Regions from separate parts of the Homo sapiens genome. Here region 1 is linked to region 2. A link is an interaction called in ENCODE POLR2A ChIA-PET data of the cell type or tissue named here. Cell type or tissue: GM12878. All regions are shown on one strand.

What was found. ChIA-PET counts read pairs that join two places held together with the same protein. Peaks named below come from ENCODE experiments on the same cell type or tissue, not always from the same donor. Only the 100,000 strongest peaks of a DNase experiment are listed, where the experiment ranks them.
Region 1: POLR2A ChIA-PET joins it to region 2 with 5 read pairs; 4 of 35 experiments call an interaction of 5 or more read pairs at or near these places.

What each region holds. Positions count from the first base shown.
Region 1 is chr9:19,440,477-19,442,976 of GRCh38, reverse strand. The region is part of intron 4 of ACER2 (alkaline ceramidase 2); the gene reads right to left. Among named protein-coding and RNA genes, the nearest start is that of MAP1LC3BP1, 22 kb to the left of the region's middle. In GM12878, no CTCF peak of the experiment used is centred here; a DNase peak (open chromatin) is centred at 1,006; H3K4me3 peaks cover 681 bases; H3K27ac peaks cover 1,272 bases.
Region 2 is chr9:19,241,486-19,243,985 of GRCh38, reverse strand. The region is part of intron 1 of DENND4C (DENN domain containing 4C); the gene reads right to left. Among named protein-coding and RNA genes, the nearest start is that of DENND4C, 12 kb to the right of the region's middle. In GM12878, no CTCF peak of the experiment used is centred here; no DNase peak of the experiment used is centred here.

The DNA.
Region 1 (2,500 bases), 200 kb before region 2:
TCTGTAGTCCCAGCTACTCGGGAGGCTGAGGTAAGAGAATCGCTTGAACCCAGGAGGCGGAGGTTGCAGTGAGCCGAGATAGTGCCACCGCACTCCAGCCTGGGCGACAGAGCGAGACCCCATCTCAAAAAAAAAAAAAGTATTTATTGGGCACCAAATTCCATGCTAGGCACTATAAAATACAAAATAAATAGGCCTCTTGCCTTGAATTTAAAAAATAAAATGAAAATAGGCAAGAACAAATATCAACAAATACATAGACAATTAGTCTGGGACACGAGGATCTATGAACATCCAGTGAAATTAAACCTAGAAAGTTTGGCTTAAGGAACACACCAGAACGGAGAGCAATGTGTTGGAGATGTCCTGCATGGAGGGCATCAACCGAGAGGGAGGTGCCCGGCCGTTAGTCACTGTAAGTGCCAGGACAGGGCCGGCTTGGCATGTACGAGGCAGGAGGGAGGCTCTGTAGAGCCTGGTCTCAGGGCAGCCTGTTACCTTTCTCTGCTTCTAGAAGAAGCAGATCCTGCTAGAAGCTGCTGACCAGCCTTATTTGCACTCGGGGCTTGTCCAAAGCTGCGGTCCATTAGGTTTCACTCCCATTTCTCAGGGCTTTTATCAAAATATCAATGTGAAGTGAAAAAGGGCGGACAAAAATCACATGTACAGCAGGACCTTATTCTACAAGAGAAAAGTCTGAATCTCTCCCATTTCTTCTCTTCTAGACCCTTGATTATATTCTCAATTTTTTCTTAACAATAAAATCACTCCTATAATCAGAAAAAGTATTTTTTTAAATATCAATGTATCTGAGTTACTCGGCAATGTACTTAACACCACCAATTTCAGTGTCAGGTCATGACCCAAAATCAGCATAAACTTTTGTTTTCTCATGGTCTAAGGGAGAGTTCAGAAAAGACAATGGAAATACTTCTCAGGAAGCTGGTTAAAAGAAATGACTAGAAACAAGCTTTAGGAATAAAGGCTAAAGAGAAAGAGAAAGTGAGAAAACAGTTCCTCCTCTATTACCTCTGAGCAAACTAGCGTGCAGTGAGAAACATTCAACTCAGACATAACATCATTGCAGGTGACAACCAGGGAAGATTCGGGAAAGAGGTCTAAGAGCAATAAGGGCATCCTTTTGTCTGGGTATTTTATCAAAGCAGGGAAACAACCGTCTTTTCTTTTCCTGGCTGGGAACTGGTGTGGTAAGTGACAAAGCAGTGAAAAAAGAGACCCCGTCCCTGCCTATGTGAAGTCGATGTTCAGCAGAGGGGACAGACAACAAACAAAACAATATAAATAATATAATTACAATCAGGATGGGTGCCATAAAGGAGAAGTTCAGGGTCCTGGAACAGCATATAAATAGCTCAGCCCAAACTGAAGGATGAGTATAAGTTAGCCAAGCAAGAGGGCCAGAAAAAGGGATGGCATAAATAAGGAAGGGGCTGGGGCTGGCAGGTGCAGGGTCCCCAGAAGAAACAGAAGGTCAGAGTGGCTGAGGATGGAAGGCAGAGGAGCTTCTTGTGGGAGTGATCAGCTCACAGGGGAAGGCTGGAGCATGTCAAGGATTTGGAACTTTATCTTCATTGCAACATCGACTGGTAGAAAAATGACTGTGCTCAGGGCTGGGCATGTGGCTCATGCCTGTAATCTCAGCAATTTGGGAGGCCAAGGAGGGCAGATCATGAGGTCAGCAGATTGAGACCATCCTGGCTAACATGGTGAAACCCCATCTCTACTAAAAATACGAAAAAGTAGCCAGGCATGGTGGCACATGCCTGTGGTCCCAGCTACTTGGGAGGCTGAGGCAGAAAAATCGCTTGAACCCGGGAGGCGGAGGTTGCAGTGAGCTGTGAGATCATGCCACTGCACTCCAGCCTGGGTGACACAGTAGGACTCTGTCTCAAAAAAAAAAAAAAAAAGAAAAAGAAAAAGAAAAATGTGCTGAAATGGCATGTTTGGGGAAGGAAGAGGATGCCAGGTTTCAGGCTTCAGTAACTGGGTAAATGGTGCTCCCCTTTTCTGCAACTTGAAATATGATGAAGAGAATCAGAGCTAGAAAAGGCAGATCAGGAATCTGGGTTTGGTCAAGTTGAATTTGAGATGCCTGTGATACATGGAATTAGACAGGTTAGGCAGGCAGCTAGACACATAATAGTAGAGTTAAGAGGAAGGACTGGGTTGGAGACGTAAGTTTAGGAGTCATCCACATATGTAGAGGAATTAAAGCCACAGAAGTAGAGGAGATCTTTCAGGGGGACGTAAAAAGGGAGAAAAACAGTGTCTTAATCCATGCAGGCTGTTATAACAAAACATTGTATACTGGGTGGCTGATAAAAACAGAAATTTGTTTCTCATAGTTCTAGAGGCTGGGAAGTCTGAGATCAAGGTGCCAGCAGAATCAGTGTCTAGTGAGGGCCATTCCTCACAGATGACACCTACTAGAGCTGTGTCCTCACATGGTAGAAGGGCCAAGGCAGCTCTCTGGGACCTC
Region 2 (2,500 bases):
TTTAAAAATTACCCAGATGTGGTGGTGCAAACCCACAGTCCCAGCTACTCAGGAGGCTAAGGCAGGAAGATAATTGAGCCTGGAAGGTCGAGGCTGCAGTGAGCGACGACTGTGCCACTGTACTCCAGTCTGGGTGACAGAGCTAGACTTCGTCTCAAAAACAAACAAAAAAATCTGTATGTAAATATTCATAGCAGCACTACTCAGAATAGCCAAAAGGTAGAAGCAATGTAAATGCCTATCAAGTCATGATAAACAAAATGTGGTGTTTCTATAGAACGTAGTATTATTCAGCCATAAAAAGGAATGAAGTACTACTGGACCTAGAAAGCATTATGCTAAGTCGAAGAAGCTGGACACAAAAGGTCACACATTGCCTAAGTCCACTTGTAGGAATATCCACAATAGGCAAATCCACAGAGAGAGAAAACAGATTACTGGGCAGCAGGGACTAGGAGACTGGGAATGGGGAGAGACTGCTTAACGGGTACAGCGTTTCCTTTTAGGATGATGAAAACGTTTGGGAACATTTAGTTTGTGGTAATACTTGCATGACATTGTGAATGTGCCGAACACCACTGAATTACATATTTTAAGTGGTTAAAATGGCAAATTTCATGTTATGTTAATTTTGTCAGAATTTTTTAAAAAAGGAATGAAGGAGTGATACATACTACAACATAGGTGAACCTGAAAAACACTATCCTAAATGAAAGAAGCCAGTTACAAAAGATCACATATTGTATGACTTCATTTCTATGAAATGTCCAAAATAGGTAAATCTATAAAGTCAGAAAATAAATTAGTGGTTATCTAGGGCTAGGGGTCCAGGAGAGAGGGATTGGAGAGTGACTGCTAATGTATACAATGGTTCTTTCTGGGGTGATTAAAATCCTTTAAAATTAGATTATGCTAATGATTGCAAAACTGTAAATCTACTGGAAAACATCAAGATACCCCCCTTTAAATTGGTGAATTTTATGGTGTGTAAATTATATCTCAATAAAGCTAACTTTAAAAAGGAAAAACTTAGGCCAGGCATGGTGGCTTACACCTGTAATCCCAGCACTTTGGGAAGCTGAGGCAGGTGGATCATGAGGTCAGGAGATCGAGACTAGCCTAGCCAACATGGTGAAACCCCATCTCTACTAAAAATACAAAAAATGGCCGGGCATGGTGGCATGCGCCTATAGTCCCAGCTACTCAGAAGGCTGAGGCAGGACAATCACTTCAACCCAGGAGGCAGAGGTTGCAGTGAGCCGAGATCTCGCCATTGCACTCCAGCCTGGTTAACAAATGGAGACTCCGTCTCAAAAACAAAAAAAAAAAAAGAAAGAAATAGCAATGAGATACCAATCCACACCTATTAGAATAGCTACAATCAAAAAAACTGACAATACCAAATACGAATGAAAATGCGAACAGGAACTCTAACATTCACTGCTGATGGAAATACAAAATAAAACAGCCCTTTTGGAAGGCAGTTTGGCAGTTTCTTACAAAGCTAAATACAGGCCTACCATATGATCCAGCAATCACATTGCTGAGGTATTTGATTATCCAAATTGATTTAAAAACTTATAGTTACACAAAACCTGCACACAATGATTATAAGCAGCTTTATTCGTAATCACCAAAACCTGGAACCAAGGATGTCCTTTGACAGGTGAATGGATAAACAAACTGGAATATATCCATACAATGGATTATTTAGCAATAAAAATAAATGAGCTAGCAAACCACAAAATGATGTAAAGGACCCTTAAATGTATATTGCTAAGTGAAAGAAGCTAGTCCAGAAAGGCTACATACTATATGATTTCAATTATAAGACATCCCAGAAAAGGCAAAACTATAGAAATAGTACAAAACAGTAGTTGCCAAGGGCTTGGGGAAAGGCAGAAAGGGCTTAAGAGCTGAAATAGAATAATCTCATGGAGGTGAAACTATTTCTCACAATAATTTAACGGTGGATACATGTTGCCCAGGCTGGTCTCAAACTCCTGGGCTCAAGCAATCCGCCCATCTCAGATTCCCAAAGCAGTGGGATTACAAGCATGAGCCACCACACCCAACCTATGTCATACTTTTAAACATCATTTGAGTGCACTCCTTCTACTTACTTTTTTTTTTTAAGATGAGGTCTTACTGTGTTGCCCAGGCTGGTCCCAATCTCCTGAGCTCAAGCGATCGTCCCACCTCAGCCTCCCAATGTGCTTAGATTACAGGCGAGAGTCACCGTTCTACTTATGTTTTTTAAAAGCTACCTAAAAACAGCCTCAGGCAGTTTCCTTCAGGAGGTAGTCCAGACAGATCCACGTGAGTATTGCCCCTGAAGACCTTCCAGTAGGACAAGACGTGAAGGTAGAAGACACTGATATTGATAATCCTGACCTTGTGTGGGCCCTAGACTAATGTGTGCGCTTATGTTTTCATTTCCGACAAAAAAGTTTAAAAAGTAAAAAAAAAAAGAAAAACGAAAAAAAAAGGCCAGATGCAG